Regions from separate parts of the Mus musculus genome. Here region 2 is linked to region 1. A link is a loop called in an ENCODE intact Hi-C map of the cell type or tissue named here. Cell type or tissue: left cerebral cortex. All regions are shown on one strand. Links, peaks and the distances in the headings refer to the core of each region. The heading gives the core; the rest is flanking DNA. Region 1 overlaps Slc9a9 (solute carrier family 9 (sodium/hydrogen exchanger), member 9). Region 2 has its middle 12 kb from the start of Gm32018.

The links. Peaks named below come from ENCODE experiments on the same cell type or tissue, not always from the same donor. Only the 100,000 strongest peaks of a DNase experiment are listed, where the experiment ranks them.
Region 2: a loop joins it to region 1, with 6 times the contacts of the local background. A loop is called at or near these places in 3 of 42 quality-filtered maps.

Annotation. Positions count from the first base shown.
Region 1 is chr9:94,968,136-94,976,473 of GRCm38, reverse strand. All of the region lies in intron 9 of Slc9a9 (solute carrier family 9 (sodium/hydrogen exchanger), member 9), which reads right to left. Among named protein-coding and RNA genes, the nearest start is that of Mir7656, 220 kb to the right of the region's middle. In left cerebral cortex, for the core only: no CTCF peak of the experiment used is centred there; DNase peaks (open chromatin) are centred at 3,569, 4,280, 5,499, 7,160 and 1 more place; H3K27ac peaks cover 1,243 bases.
Region 2 is chr9:95,318,405-95,326,742 of GRCm38, reverse strand. No RefSeq gene overlaps it. Among named protein-coding and RNA genes, the nearest start is that of Gm32018, 12 kb to the right of the region's middle. In left cerebral cortex, for the core only: no CTCF peak of the experiment used is centred there; DNase peaks (open chromatin) are centred at 3,647, 4,530, 5,190, 7,626 and 1 more place; H3K27ac peaks cover 778 bases.

The DNA of each region.
Region 1 (8,338 bases), core at 105-8,104:
GTGATGGGCGAGGAGTGGTACAGGGAGGCCCCCTATAGTTGCCAGTGGTAGCAGAGCCAAGATGATCCTTACTCCTAGTGCCCCTGCTGGCCAGGCTTGCTCTTTATAAAAGGAATGCAGAGGCTCATTCATTTACACTACAAAGGCATAAGTACAAGCCTACTGGGGCAAACAATTGGACACAGTAACACACTGATGAAGGAGTAGAACATGGTCCTGCTCTTAGCACCAAATTTCCAGGAATTACAGTGACTTGGCCCTTCCTCCTTGACAGACACACTAATATACCAGAAGATTCAGGCATCCCAGGGCTCCCTTCCAACCTGACTGCCTCGTTAGGTGTGGAAGGTGGTAGAAGACTGATATCAGGACACAAGACAAATCAGCATTTATATATCTGAGTCCTGGAATGAACATACCTATGAATCCAACCCAGTTGAAAGTTTGCGAAGGATGAATGTGCCGAGTTATGAAAAATTGTATTACCGAGGCTGAAAGATTGAAATAGTCAGATGAGCAAAGCATCTGCAAAACATAGCAAATTGACCTTTGTTGTGGCAGAGATCTATAAGTGTGAAAAAAATTGGCCACAGCCAACTTTTAAATATCATATTTTTTAATCATTTGGAGGTGAAGGGATTTAAAAAAAAAAAAAACATGTCTGAGAGTTGGAGAAAAGAATTCAAATAGGCCATTGCTGTGAATATGCCTCTGTCAGGGAAAGGTTTTTGCAGCTAGAGTGAAATGGCATTTCTTTGTTAATGAGGTGAACATTTATGAAGAGTTATTATGTATATTTTTCAAAAAATAATACTGTAGATCTTTCTGTAATGCAATAAATGTCTGGGTGCAATCCACCTAGCCTATTGTCTAAAATATAATGCAAATTCTAACATAAGCGCCTATGAATAAATCGAGTCATATCTCACAAGTCGTAATAATTCACAGAGCTATGGTAAATGGTTTTCTTATTAGAGAGTTCATACAGTTACAACCAGAGCATAATAACCACCTTGCCCGGATTCACTTACAAACAGTTCTATTTATCAGAATAAACCCATACTGTATATGTTGAAGATTAGTACAGTTATCATTCAATACATAAAGAGTCAAGACCAGCTCATAGGAAATAAACTTGATGTTTCTGGGGTCATGGAAATCTTGAAGTCAGAAAGATACACAAGTAAAATTTAAAAGAGACACATAGGTTCTTTTAGGATCTTTGAAACAATTTCTACAATGACTCTAAATGACGTGGATCTTCCATTCCGCGGAGCTATAAACATGGTGTGACATTTTGAGCGTTAAGGGTAAAATACGAATATCTTAGAGTGGTTTTTTATCAAAATGGTCGTCCTGGAGCCCAAATTTGCTGAAGACTCTACCCTTTCCACAGTACCCTGTGCTACATACCTCCAGGAGCACTGTGGTACCCTTCCTCAGGTCAGGTCCTGATGCTCTTGGAAGCCAATGTGAGGAGTATTTCAAGAGGACAATTCTTGGCTCATGTTAAATTCTGTAGTATGGTGGCCCTGTTCCTGCTTACTCTCAGAAACAGCAACAGTGCAGAGTTTGGGGCCTGGAACCCACCCGTGTCCTATGTGCTGATTTAAGGGTATATTTATTGGCTTAAGGGCTTACCTGGCTTCACATATGACAACACTGGTCAATGAGTTTTGATAGTAGACAATGACAGAAAAAAATATCTTGAGAAAAATGACATTCATTTACCTTGACAGTTCCTTTGAGTCACCATCCTTACTAACGTCACTGGGAGGCTAATGGCACGTGTAACATTTTGCTTAAAAAATAAAAACCTTTATAAAGTCAGATTTTGTGTGCTTGCATCATAAGCTGAAATTTTCAATGCAATTTAAAATCAAGGATTTTCTTCTCACATTCCTCAGCTGAGGTATTGAAAAAGGATAAAAAACATTGCTTTGAATCCATTACTCATCAGAACATTTGTGTCAACAATAGAAAAGCAACTCCACTTTCATTTTGAAAGACAGATCTGATACCTAACTCCTGGAGGTCAACACTCACATCATAATGTGTGACCGAAGTACTGCTTGGGAAGACTCAATGGCTCATACGCCCTTACAGCGCTGACAAGGTATCCCATATAACTTACATATGCATCACGGAAAGATCTACATTATTTTACGTATATCTTTTTTCAATATATGTAAAACTGAGCCATTTACGAACACAGAGATTAGAGAAAGTCTTAAAGACAGCTTAAAATACTAATGTTCTGTCATGGAATTGGGATAATTTTCATATCACAAAATGTGCTAGTACAAATTGTTTCTCAGCAGAAAGAGAAGTAGAAACCTTGATTCAGCTACAGCTTACTGTTCTCAGCCAATGACACAGGGGAAATACATTGTCATGCCCAACTGGACATTATTAACGAATTTGCACTCTTTAAAATTTTGTTTTTCCTTAACATCAGAGTTCACGGAGTGACTTTTCTTGGCATTATATGTTAAATATGATTTTTGGGAACAGAGTTTTCGTTATCTTTTTTCAAGTCCTTGAATACATTCCTTTGGTGACAACAGGGCTTCCAAGTACTTATAACTTGTCAGACAAAGGTGCTCTTTGTGGAGGGGGATTCATTGAATGCAACAAAATATCTTGAGAATGAGGGCTCTTGAGAGCGTTAAAGATTCTCAAATATGCAACACAAAGTTATAGAACACTTTCTCATGAATTATAACTTTAAACACACACTTGGGTCTTCTTTGAACATTTACCTCATTATATATAAAAGATTCTATTTTTGTGTAGTTCTGAAAAACTCAGTGCCTTCGCTTTTAAGAAAAAGTCATGGAAAGCATTGTCCTAAATCACATATGGATAGAATGCTAATTGCACTCATTATCACTTAAGAAACATTCCACACTCAGCTGGCAAAATTGCAGATTAGATTTCAGTCACTGAAGCTTCAAGAGTACTGAGTCCAAGAAATGGCGTTTGTTGGGGGTACCAAATAATTCTAGGTGAAGGGGACAGATTTTACCATCTTCCAGGTTTAGAATAGTGAGCACAGTATATGGATAAGAAGGGGTCTCTGTAGAATCAACTGTGAGCACCTTTCCAAATGCATTTGTGTAGGTGAGGCTGGGAGAAACTCTTGATTCCCAAACTGAAGACAGAGGAAAGATCCATCAGCAGTGGGAATAGAATCATTTCCAACCTCTCCTGTGTTTCTACTTACTATATAGTCTCATGCTAATGCTCCCTGCTCTCAAATTCCAGATTCCTGGTCTGTGAACAAGAGCTAGTAGCATGAAGCTGAGTGGTTGAAGTCACAAGAGTTACAGAGGTTAATTTTAATGAAACTTCCATAGACAGTAAATGACAAATATTTTACAAATAAAAACCAATGGATATTTTACAAAGTTAGAGTGTGTAAAAATAAATTTAATTTTTTACAGTAGGGCAGTTGCACGTGCTATGATTGCTACAGTGGGTCTGTGACTTGTCAGTGAAGCCTCTAAGTGAGGTTTGAGTAGGTGGACAAGTCACCTCAAAAAGGATTCTGTGGATTTGGGCTTTGGCAGTAGCATTGCCTTTCCAGAGCTGAGAACTGTAGAATGCTTATTTTGGTGATCTCTTGGAATCATCCTACCTACAAAAATATATGCATTTATACAAATCTTGGTGTCGCTTAGTCTCCACCTACTCCCACAGAATATAAAATTCCCAGCAGTTTTCTTTTTTTCTTAAGTTTTTATAGAAACCCCAAAGGAGAAGTTTCTTAATGACTCTCATGTCCCCCCATCAGCAGGTATTAAAAATTCTGCCTCCGAGGCTGTACTTCAGACCCAATAAATCAGAATCTTTAAAGTGGCATCAATCATATGGGTTTTCAAAAAAAATTCTCTGGGTGTTTCCATGGTGTAACCTGGATTGAGGACTGCTGCCCAAAGCCCACCAGTATGTAGCTACTCCTTACCAACACACAGAGATTTTTACTTTGCTTGACTGGCTCAAAACCCTTTCCACTTGCCAGCCGGAAGGACCCCAGTCAACCCTTCTATGTAGAGTCCAGCATCTTCTAGTTTCTCCACTCTGTCATTCATTAGAATTACTTAAGTAGACCTTATGCTGCATTTGTGCCATAGTCTAGACTAAATAAATCATAAGTCCAGGTCATGAGATCCAGGTACCCAGGATTTGTGAACAACATTTTCCCATGTGTACTGCCTTAGCTGTTTCCAAGAGAGGTGAGATATCCCTTGTCATCCTAAAGGCATTGCCCGCCTCTGTGAGCTGATGGTGCCCTCCCACCCACAGAACTGCAGCGAGTCCCAGCTTGTCCAGATGTCACCCCAAGCTTCCACCCACACTCAGCATGGTTTGTCACTTGTAATCCCAGAACTGTCTTATTCCTTGGGGCACCTGTTATTTCTGTTAATGGCATCTTAAGCCATATTTTCCTGCCTCTTTGACTTTGCCATGTATGGTTCTTTCTAATAATTTTCTTTTTCTCAAAAAAAAGAAAAAAACAGTAGTGTGTGTGTGTGTGTGTGTGTGTGTGTATTATTTTTTTCAGAAGTAATCCCTTTCTCTTCTTTGGACACTTGCTCCAATTCTTTCTACTTTTATTTTCTTCTTATTCTAGGATCCTGAAGAGGATTAGTCCCCAGTAAACTTACATTTCTGATGAAACTATTCTGCCTCTACTCCCATCCTACCCCCCCTCCTGAAGCATCAGTCAATATTGTCACTGTACAGGTATGCCAGCAGGTAAGAGAGTGGGTGGTCAAGTTCATCCCACAAAAGGATGCTGGCCCTTAGGCTATGTTGGATTTGCCTCTCAAGGCTCTTTCTTTAGATATTAACTTATAAATATTTGAACTTCAATTATGAATAAAATTCAAATTCCTGGTTTGGGTGTTCTAGAACTCAGGCAAATCAGCAAGCAGGTCCAAACACATTTTATAGGCTATGAACGTTCTAGAGACTTTAAGTGGTGTTTCCTGCCTTTAGTGTAGAGAAACTCCTTAAAGCATGTCATATATGAATTCTACAAACAGCACAGTCATTCCAGGACACACCTAGTAGCAATTTTAAGGGAAAGAAATGTTCCCTTAAAATCAGATTACTTTTCTCTGGATATGTTCAAACTTTCCATTCTTTGAATACTTAGATGAATCAAAATTCTCATATAGACCTCAACCTTGTGCTCTAAGAGCAAGACAAAAAGCCCAGCAATAAATCAACACAGAAGGAAAGAATGATGGTGTTTCCCTAAGATGGTGCCATAAATTATTAATTTATGCCAGAAACGAGTACAGACAGTGTCATAAAAATGGATCACTCTGAAATCAGCCTACAGACCACCATTTGAGAAGACCTGCATTAGGACATAGAAAGTTAAGACATAGTTTCTCTTCCCACCCTAGAAAAGACCCTATATATAGAACTTCCTTTTAGCTATCTAGAAACTGGCAGAGTCAGATCTCAGAAGATGGACCTTCTGCCACTTCCCATTCAAAGTGCTGGCCATGAAGCCCTCCCTGCCTGCCTGTTCCTAGTGGTCTGAAGATCTGCTCTCAAGTGTCCAAGCCCCTCAGAATCATAGGCAGGGCAAGAAAGACAAGTCAAGAGCTGAGCAAAATGTCATCTTTATGGAAATCCAAAGTAACCCTATCCAGACAGATGTCTCTGTGACCCTGTTTTGATCAGTCTCTGTGGAAGTGTAAAGTTCTGCGACCACAGGGTCTCACAGTGACAACAGGATCAAAACTTCTTTTTCTTTAGTTTCCACCAGGCACCTGTTTCCTGCTACTTTGATTTTGAATGTTCACTTTGACTTGGGCAAGGCACAATATGAATGGGGAAGAAAAGTCTCACTTCATAGTTCTTAACATCTTGGGACAACAACAACAACAACAACAACAACAACAACAACAACAACAACAACAAACCCCACAGCCACAGTGAAAGCTCGTTACCTGGTGCTCTGTCCTGAGCAGACCCACTATCTTGTCTTTTCTTCTCCCTTGAGACAAGTTGGGATTCCAATCCCCTCCAGCCCCAACCTTGGTGTCAAACAGCACAGGTGTTCAAATGACCTTCCTAAAACCAAATTCCCTTTCAGGCATTATATCCAGGGCTCCAGATCATATTTTCTCTGATAGGATTGTTTTTGGACTTTAGAGTCACGTGTCTAGAAGCAATTCAGTCTCTTCCCTGAAGGAATGAGACAGAGGCTTCCTGTTAATTACATTCTCTAGGTCCTTCAAGGCCATCAAGGAAATGGCAGCTTGAAATTTGGCCATATTCTCCATAAACACACACTTGGGCATATGCACTCAGCCTTGATGTTTTCTGTGCTGCACCAATAAAATTTAATTAAAATGTGTAGAAAAATTACAGTCATTTCCATTTATCATCCTCAAATGCTATTATGATACTAAAGCCCTTCATACCTGTACCTATAAGTAGGATGATAAAAATATAATGAGCCATTAAAGGGGGTTATGCCACTACCATCCTTAGAAATTTTAAGGTAATAATGGGTAACCATCTGTCTTGAATGTCATCAAATAGGGACCAGGACAGTTGATGGATTAAACTCTATTCAGATACATTTTTTCTCATTTTTGCATGGAATCAGATATAATCAAACAAGAGTATGGGTTATAAATATTTATGGGTTGCTATTTAAGCATTGATGATGGTATGTTTTGTTGTCTAAAGGTGAAAGGAGAGATGAATGAATGGTGAGGGGTATGTGTGTGTGTGTGTGTGTGTGTGTGTGTGTAAGTTAAAAGTTTATTTTAATAGCCTACATAGCTCTCAGCCTCTTTGGTTTTCAATCTTAAAAATCCCAACTACAATGGTAGGTTATGTATTATCAACAAACACAGATGGGAGTTAATAGACCAGGGAGATCATTTGAGTAGTTACACTCCGACTATAGCTTTCCACAGGAGAAAAAAATATTTCCATGAAAAAATTCAGGGGGGAGCATGGCTCCTAGTTTGTGTCTTCATTGCCTTTATCCTCCTTGTCCTCTGGGATCCAGTGCTTGGAATGCAGAGGGAAGAACTCACTGGGGTTCCAAATGGCCATCTGTGGCCCCTGTTGTTATGTCGACTGTGGAGTAAGGCTTCTGGACTAGGGGTTCACAGACATTCTGGGCACTGAAAGTACAGTACAGTGTGTTCTTGCTTTGATGTGGGAGCCTCACTGTCATTAGCATTTGAAAGGGTCCACTTATTAGTCAAACTACTAAATGTCCTTTGTACAATATAATGAGTTTCATTGAAAGGAATCACCAGCTCACTACAGAGAAATTTAAACACTTTGCCATCATTTATAAATTCAGCCCTCCTAGGATAATATTTTAAAGGTGCCCTGAATGAAGAGAAGAAGAAAAGCGGTAGGGATCCTGACAAAAGAAATGTAATTAGAGTCAAAAATAAAGGCAAGTCTATGCTTTCTGTAGATATCTTTGATCTTCTCAGAAGTCAGGGAAGCGCGGGCATTGTTGCTCCCCCCCTCGCTCTCCCTCAACTGTCTCAGAACAGGTAACTGGCATGAAACCTGACTGCTTTTGTTAGTGTATTGAAGGGGGAAAAATGCACAAAACCATAATCCTAGACCACTGTAATGCAAATCAATAAGGCAGAGCCAAACTGCAGGAGACACAGTAAGTAAAAGAACTGATCTTGAGCCTTCTCTCCATGCCTCTGGATTACCCTAGATGTTAGCTTTATGCATCCAGCTCATTAAATTTAAATTAATGCATGCTATCAGAGTTAAAGAAATCATTAATTAGCACATATTGTTTCTCCTTTCTAATTTTTATCTTAGAATGTTCATGGTCATAATCCCGTTATTCATTAATTTACTTATTAATTCAGTAAGGTTTTATTGAGTGCCTAAGCCCAAGGCAAAAGCCAAATGATGAATTTCCATAAGCCTTTCTTACAAACCAACCATCCTAAGAGATGTGGAGTCCAGAGTCTCAAAAGGCCGAAGTAAATTTAAATAGTATTTGGATGAGTGGCTTATTTCAACGAAGTGCTGTATTAAGATCAATAACCACATTGCTCATAACTACCCTTCAAACTTCCCTCAATAATGTCATCAATCTGATTATTATCTTCCATGGGTCTAAAGGTCTTAAGCAATCATCAACCTAACTGGATAGTGTTGTTCAGAAGAGTCCAGTGAGAACTACAAGGTCCCTCTGGGCTCATCTCCTCATTTTGTTTCTTTCTCACATGTCTCTTCCCTGTTCTCCTGTCTATACCAGCAGCCTCTCCCTACTTCGCTGAAGCCTTATGACTCCCACATACCATGTTGACTC
Region 2 (8,338 bases), core at 207-8,206, 350 kb before region 1:
TGAATGCAGGTGATTGGGACCTTCTGATGTAACTGTTGGTTACTCCAATCCTTACTTAAAATCATTAAAGTGTTTTTCCTGTCATTGTAAAAACTGTTATTCAGCATAGTTTGAATTTTTAAAAATCGAATTTAAAACTGATAAAATCTTAATTTAAATTTTCCTAAAGAAACTCCATGGTGGGGGGAAATACAGAAATTTTAAATCCAAACTTTTAGAACCCCCAACTTTTTTTCTATTAAGAAAAAAAGAAGCTGGGCAGTGGTGGCATACGCCTTTAATCCCACCACTTGGGAGGCAGGGGCAGGTGGATTTCTGAGTTCGAGGCCAGCCTGGTCTACAAAGTGAGTTCTAGGACAGCCAGGGCTACACAGAGAAACCCTGTCTCAGAAAAAAAAACGAAAAAAGAAAAAAAAAAAAAACCCAAACCAAACCAAAACCAAAACCAAAACCAAAACCAAACCAAACCAAACCAAACCAAACCAAACCAAAAAAAAAAAAAAAAAAAAAAAAAAAAAAGAAAGAAAGAGAGGAAAAAAAAGAAAAAAAGACAAAAAGAAAAAATATTAACTGGCTCTAATCAATTTGGTTACTGTTCTTCTAACTTTAACTCCATCTGCTATAGGCAGGGATGTGTGAAGATCTGTGTGAACTCTCCTTGTCTGAACTAGAGTCCTGTGTCCTCATCTACTTTCTTTCCTTCTTTGACACACACTGTGGATTTGATTATTTTAGTATTAGATATAATACACATTACATCAATGTTACATCAGATTCAGAAAACAAAACAAAACAAAAATCACTCCAGATCACAATGGCTCATAGATTAATATGATCTAGACATTTCTTCCTTGGTCTTTAGCAACTATTTCTCTCTCCTGAAGATCTGTGGTCCTGCCCACTCAGCCTCATGTTCCTCAGATTCTAGGACAGAACATCTTAACGATGTGACACATGGACCCGTATTTATCACACTTGGCCAACGGGAAACTAAAGTTCCTAGGAAAAGCTAAGACCGTGTCTTTACAACTTGAACGAACTACATCTGTGTCATCAGAACTTCCACAGTGAGCAATGGAGAGTCAGTGTGCTGTGGGCCCAAAGCCAAAAATTAGAGCTTGGGCTGCCTAGCCTGCCTGCATGCTTGCCTTCCTTCCTTCCTTCCTTCCTTCCTTCCTTCCTTCCTTCCTTCCTTCCTTCCTTCCTTCCTTCCTTCGCCAATCTGTCACCTCTCTCTGTATGTGACTTAGCATTCCCAAACTCAAAATGTATTTCATAATTAACTTTGAGGGTATTTCTAATTACCCCATTGAGACCTATATTTTACTATCTTGATGCCTTCTACCCCAACCTCCTCTAGAATAAAGATCTTGGATCTTATGGCTACTCCCTCCACTGATGGTGCCTGCTGTATTCACAATGCTTCTATTTTCCCGCCACTCCTTCTTCTCAATAACTGCAACTCAAATTGTTTTTAAAACTCTTCACGGACTTCCTTACATACCTGATTATTTCTTTGGTAACTCTATTTGGCAGTTATATTCATAGGCCCCTCTCTGATCAGCCTGCTAATTTGATTCAATCTGACCACGGCATCACATGCACACACATGGACTGTACCCTTGTGATACTTGAATTCCGCTAGCACTCCCTGACCCAGACAAGGATGGGAATCACTGTAAGGCTATGGTTCCTCAACAGGCAGTAGGAAGATGAAGAGATGCTTAGGAATTGAATGCTTAGAACCCTGAAATACACATCTTTCCCCTCAACCCTTCTCAAAGAACCGTCCCCTGCTTTTTAAAACAACAACAATAACAACAACCACCACCAAGTTGGAGCTGTTGTATCCCAGAGGCTGCACAGGTCATACCCATCTGTAGCTCTGACAGCTGACTTTGCAACAAGCCCCAAGCTAACAGACTCCAAGCTATCCAGGGCGTCAGGTAACACACCCCACAAAGGTGAATGCACTTCGACTAATGCCTCCCCCCATAGCCAAGGTAACATTTTCCTTCCTCCCTAAAAAGCACAGAAAAGCACAGCTGCCAACATCTTTCCTCCATCCCTGGGGAAACAGAAACTGCTTGTTGATAAGCAGAGACTACTATAAGCAGCCATCAACCAAGTGGCACTGGACATCCTCCATCTTCTGAGCCTTGTAAGAAGGGGCTTCTCTTGTGCCACACAAGCCTAAATGCTCCTCAGGGCTCATGACACACAGTCCGTTTGTCTGTCTAGGTTGTTAATAACTTCTAATAAATCTCTTATCTCCCTGAGTGCTCCCCTCAAACCCAACACCTGTGGCCTTTTACCTAATTGTCTGCCTTTTCACTAGCGAACTGACTGATTTTCACATACATGATTGAAGCAATTCTGAAGGAGGAAGTCTGGATCTTGCCTCAGCTCGTTGTGGCTGGCTATAAGGACCTGGGCAGTGAACATCTCTGGGCCTCAGTATTCATCAGTGAAGTGAGGAAGGTGGGATAGGTTTGCTTAAACGTCTTTGGGTAGCAATAGTCTCAAGTCTGCTATTTATGGCATAACATATGTGTCACAAGAGGTCTCAGAAAGGAGTGGTATCATTACAACCCACAGCACCGTGGTCACAGGCATTCATGGATTCCTGAACACGGCCACACACTGATCTTAGCTGACACTCACAGGGAAATAGCAGAACCGAATACGAGCTGGAGTCAGTTCAATTTCATATATTTTCCAGTTTTCAACTCTGTGATAAAAACAAATCGGAGACCACCCCACACTCGCATTGTTCCCGTTCCAAAGCAGGGTGAGAGGGGACTTTTGAACGGAGGGGGGCCTCAGATGAAGGATGGGGGGCCCCGGGTCCTGTTACCATTTTGCAAAGCTCCAGGGAATCTGAACAAAAGAAGCAGGGGCTTTGAAGGTCCCTGCCAGGCTCCTCTTAAGAGCCATGGGATTAGGAAGGAAAATGAAGCTCAGGAGAGCATGACCAAGCATTCACTGTCCCCCATCCCGGCAGCCTACCCAACAAAAGCCCAGTCACCTTCATCTCATGACTTAAAAAGAAAACTCGGAGGACAGTGGCTTTCCTTGATCTCTTTGATAGGGTTGTTAGCTTAGACCCTAAGTAGCCAAAGCTTCACAGCCAAGCAAAGAAACTCAGGGGCAGAACACATGTCCGCCTAAGACTTTATTTCCAGAATAGGACTTAATTTCTGTATTACAAGCCCTCCAATCTGCACAATGTGTCTCGTTGGAACCATTCAATTTAATAATGGAAGTGTGATCTCACTGTGGTGGTAGCCATTAATAGCTCTCATTTGGATGAATATGAAAGCCTTCTCCATCACTGTTGAGTGTGTGGACACACACACACACACACACACACACACACACACACACACACACACAACTGATGCCTTAGTGAGTACTGAAAAGAAGAGTTTAATATATTGGTAAAAACCACAGCACACAGGGAAGGAATGGATTATGGACATAAGCCATAAAAATGTTTTCAATTTCTTTTGCTGTTAAGATGATGCATCATAAGAAACTAGTCCATTTCTGGAGAGTCACTCGAGGCGATTTGCATATAGAATGTTTATTGCAGGGTAGCAGATGTGACTTGGATAGAGTGAGTGGATCTGGCTGTTGTGGATTTTTCTGCCCTTCTCTGTGTAGGATGGCAGTGTCAGAGGATGCCGCTGAGCCACATCCCAGAAAGCAGTTCAGGATGGAGAGTTACTGGGAGGCCTTTCCCACAGAGCTGGTTAATTCCAGCTCACTTACAGCTAATTGATGCGATCCTGCTCGAGTTTGTCTTGTGAGATGAGACTCCTTTCAACAGCAAGAGAAATATTTGGTTTACTCCCAGCCGCAGAAAGCCTTTCATTTTGCAAAGAAAGGCTGGAATAACATAACTCTGCCCTATGTACACATGGACAGCCTTTCCTATTTGGCTTGTTGCTGCCCACCATCCACAGGCTCCGGGTGTCTTGTAGAGCGATGTCACCTTCCTCAGGCTGGTCTTCGGTGACCTGCCTGTCTCAATGACATGTCCTTATGTGCACAGTGGCCTGGGTTTCTTTGGTGGCTCCCACGGTGGTCTTGTGGTCTATCTGTTTTTTTGGGCTCATGGTTGGCTTCTCTGGCAGATCTGTGTTGTGTATCCCCAAGCTCCCTGCTGCTTCCAGACCCCAAGACAGGCCTGGCTCAGGGAAGAATCTCAGGAAGTCTTTGGTGACACCTGAGTGGACTAGGTGACTTTTGAAGGAATGCTGGTCTCCATTCCCCTGCCTAGTGCAGGAAGAACTCTCGGGGCTGCTTGGTGTTCACCTGTCCTATCCCTTTTTCTGTCCTCCCCCTCACCTCCCCCCTCCTCTGTAACAACCCTGTTGGTTTCCTTGTTACTCCTCTCTTGGTGCTGTAGAAGGAAACAGATGGGTAGAGAGCATTTCTGTTGAATACTGAATATCACTCCCCATTGATGAGATCATTTTGGAATTTGCTAAAATTATTCTTCACACTTACATGGCCAGGGAGAAAAATACCCATTGGTTTTTTTGGGAGCTGGGATAACACTGCCTGCCTTAAATCATTGTTAAAGAGACAAAAGCTTACCAGGATGAAGTTGTCGACAGTTTTCGTTGCCAGAAGACTATGTTCAGCAAACTGTCCTCATTGGAATCAAGGCAGGACTAAAGCTCTCTCTCTCTCTCTCTGATCACTTTTCACGGTGTCTAAATGTCATATCTGGGATGCTTACTGTCCTTTAGCCTGTGGCAGTGACATCTATGGTACGAATGCCAACAGGAAATGATGTGTCCTTGGAAGAAATAGTTTTCACGGTACAATCTTAGCAGCATGAGCTTTTCCCCCACTTTCTTTTTTTTTTTTCCCCCACTTTCTTAGAAATGTGGCAAACACGTAGGAAGGATGCCTTGGCCTGCCTTGAGCACATGGAAGGAGTTCCAGGTGTTACTGCTTGCTTGCCATATTTAGCTCCTTTCTCTCTCTGTGGACAATAAAGTGCTTATAGGTTTAGCATCTTCAGAGATGCATCTAAACTTTGTCAGGGTTAAGTCATCCAGTTGGGTGGTACTGATAGATGGCACTGAGTTGTTGGATCCCAAGAGCAAGCAAACATAGCTACGGTACCAGGAGGCTAAATACCCCCTCCCCTGGTAACGGCCAAAGCAATTTGACTGTAGGCCAACTTTCTCCCTCACCTTCATCTCAGCCCAGGAAAGGCTGCCCTGGTGTGAAGCTACAGCAAGTCTCAACATCTCAGAGCAGGCAGGGAGGTCTGTCAGTAACCTAGCAACGGGGTAACAGAAGCATCCTCCCAATGTTTAGGTTTTTCAATAATGAAATGATAGTCATAACATTTTGCATTTAAAGAGCACAGTCTCGGAGGCTTATAAAGTCTGTTGTGAATACAGAAACAGAATCCTAAGAACCTTCTCTTCCAGGGCTGGCTATGTCCATTTTACAGATGGGTAAGCTGGAGCAAACAGGTTACAAGGGTCCCTACCATTTTAAGAGACAGAAGTAGTGGGGAAACATGCAGGTAGAACTTCCAACCAATAGAAAAGGAGCCGTGGAGAAGTTTATCTTTTTTCTCATTAAACCTTACAGCTCCTGGAGAGCAGAGACTTCTCTTCACATAGTTTGGAAAGCACTAACCTTCCTGATTGCTAAATTATAGATGAGATCAATGGGTGGGTGGTCCGGGTTAGAGCCTCGCTGCTGAACAGGGATTTGGCTATTGGACAAGTTTGCAAGACATTTTCTAGAAGTATGATTACTCTGTGATTGTTTTCTGAAACTGTAGCTTATTTCTGATCCCAAGGCACACACGCCGCTGTTTGCCTGATTCTGCTTTCCTGCTAACAGCAGAAAAGTGGTTTTAAGAGCTGATCGCAAGTTTTTTGATTTCTTTTTCTTCTATTGGGGAGTAGTTGCTGTACTTTGCCTTTGAATCTTGGGAATCTGAGGATGGATGCAAGGAAGAGAGAGAATGGTGGGAAGGTATGCTAAGTGACTTCCCAGGCTGAGTCCCCACATTACTCTAACTGCTTCATGGTTCACAGTGATACTCATGTTTGAGTCAGGTGAGGAATCTGATTTCTTGAAGCTCAGTGCATTGTGTAGGAGGCCCACACCCCATGGAGTCACCCATCAGCTCAGCTCTCGAGCGTTTTCTGCCCAAGCACCAGGAGTGTGCCAAGAGGTCTTCAGATAACTAATTTGGTCTCCCAACAATTTTCATCTTTCCATCTAAAGCTTTAGATGTCATAAGACAGATACCAGTCACCCCTCTCAGGCTCTTTAGAAACTGTGAACATTGTTAAATCTTTGTTGTTGTTTTATGCTAGTGAGTTTAAGAACAATTTCTAAGCACTACAAATAAGAACAGTAAGAGAACCCTGAGTCTCTGTGATCTGAGTGTTTACACCTTAGAGAATAGGCTGGACTCTTTCTTAACTCCCTAGGGTAAATGTTGTCTCTAAGGCACGCTAGTCACCTGATTCACTTTATCTAGGCTTCAGTTCTATAGGCAGGACAGGATGCGTGGGGAAGTTGACTGGGTCTGGCTTGGAGGAAGTTTATTGTCAATATGACTGGCAGGACAGAGTGGAACTCAGTGCTACTCTGGGATGTTACTCTTTGCACACGATGCTTACGCCTGGGTGCCCACCCCAGACCCATCAGAGAAACCACAGGTGATACACCTCACACTAAGGCAAAAGATGGAGAAGCTGTTTCCTTGAGGACACTGAGCACGGATGATGTCTAATTCTTGCCTTATTGCTACCGGCCAAGGCTTCCTAACTATTCACCAATGTCCCAGAGCATAGAGACAAAGGTCAGCAGAATTAAATTATGGGCTATTTCCTCCATTAGAACCATCATCAAATGTCAACTCTGGCTACAGTGGTTGTTCACCTCTTATGACTAAGCAGGTTTTCTTTATAAGGACACAAGGAGACTTGTCTGTCTTGTAGCACTTGGGATGGGCAACTCCATTTGTATAAAAACCACTGTCTAGAGTTCCAAAGAATAGTTCAGTGATTCGAAGGGATCTCACATCCAGACAAAGGCTATAGACGCAGCTTTGGAGATAAGTCACACAGGGCTTTGGGTGGTCATGGCCTGTCACTCATAATGCAACTGCTGTACGGTTGCAGTTCCCAAACTCTCAGAAGAGAGGCCTGGGGAGTTAGAATGTGTTTGCTTCTATGGGCTTGACAACAATTGCATAAAGATCTCAGCCAGGTCTAAAGCTATCTTTCAAGCCAGTCAGGAAAAATTCCAGCCAGGAGTGGGGGGAGCTATCAATGCAAGGTAGCACACAGCGCCAGATATGTTTCTAAATACTCAGGCCAAGAAACCCCTCACCAGAATTGCTCAGCGGGCAGCACCGGGGCCATCAGGATTGCCCTTAAGCAGTAGTTATTGGTAAACTGTGCCATGGAAAAAATGAAGTCGGGAAGAGTAATGAGACCCTTCAATGAGAGAAAAGCGTTCCAGATGATGCAGCAGCTGTCAGCATGGGCACTGGATGCAGGGATCCCGGCAGGAGAACCTCCTCCGCCACATGGAGCTGAGTCAGGATATTTCAGACATTGACTTCCCTGAGCGTTTATAGATGCTTCACAGTCCTGCTCACGCTTGCCTACAAATTTCACACAGTTATTTTTGTCCTCGCTCCCACCTTCTAGGTATCTGGAATGTCTAGAACTACAGCCGTCACTAGAAAGGCTACATTAGTCCCATAGCAAGTCCTGCTCAGGACCGTGGTGACTTGCTCCCTCCTTGGCTCTGTCCATTCCATGACAGCCACAGGCCATTCACCATCTCGTTCAGTGTTTGTAGTGTTTCAGTGTTCTCTGCATGGCAGAACCTCGGCCACCTCCTTCTAAAGATGGGAGAATAAGTAAGGGTGGGCACTCTGTCTTTTTTTTTCAACCCAGAGACCCCCCATTCAACCTTATCAGTCTTTTTGATTACTTGCCTTCCCAATGATGATTTGAATACTGTTAAATTTAATTAAAAATAAAACAACAGGTATCATTTTATTATAGATTCCAGCCCTGGGTATCCAGGGTCATGGGCCTCCTTCCTCATGACAGGACAGTTACAGACAAGGCCATCATCTGATAGGTCTAGGGGGTGAGCCATGGAACCAAGCAAGATTATGGAGCCCCAGGGTCTACTGCTGTTACATCTGCTAGGTTTTGGACTTATATGGGGGTGATACCCTTTTCTCTGTTGAATTTCCCCTTTTGGAATGAAAATGTCGAGCCTCTGCTTATCCTGTTATTGAGTTCAGGAAGTGTGTTACAGGCTC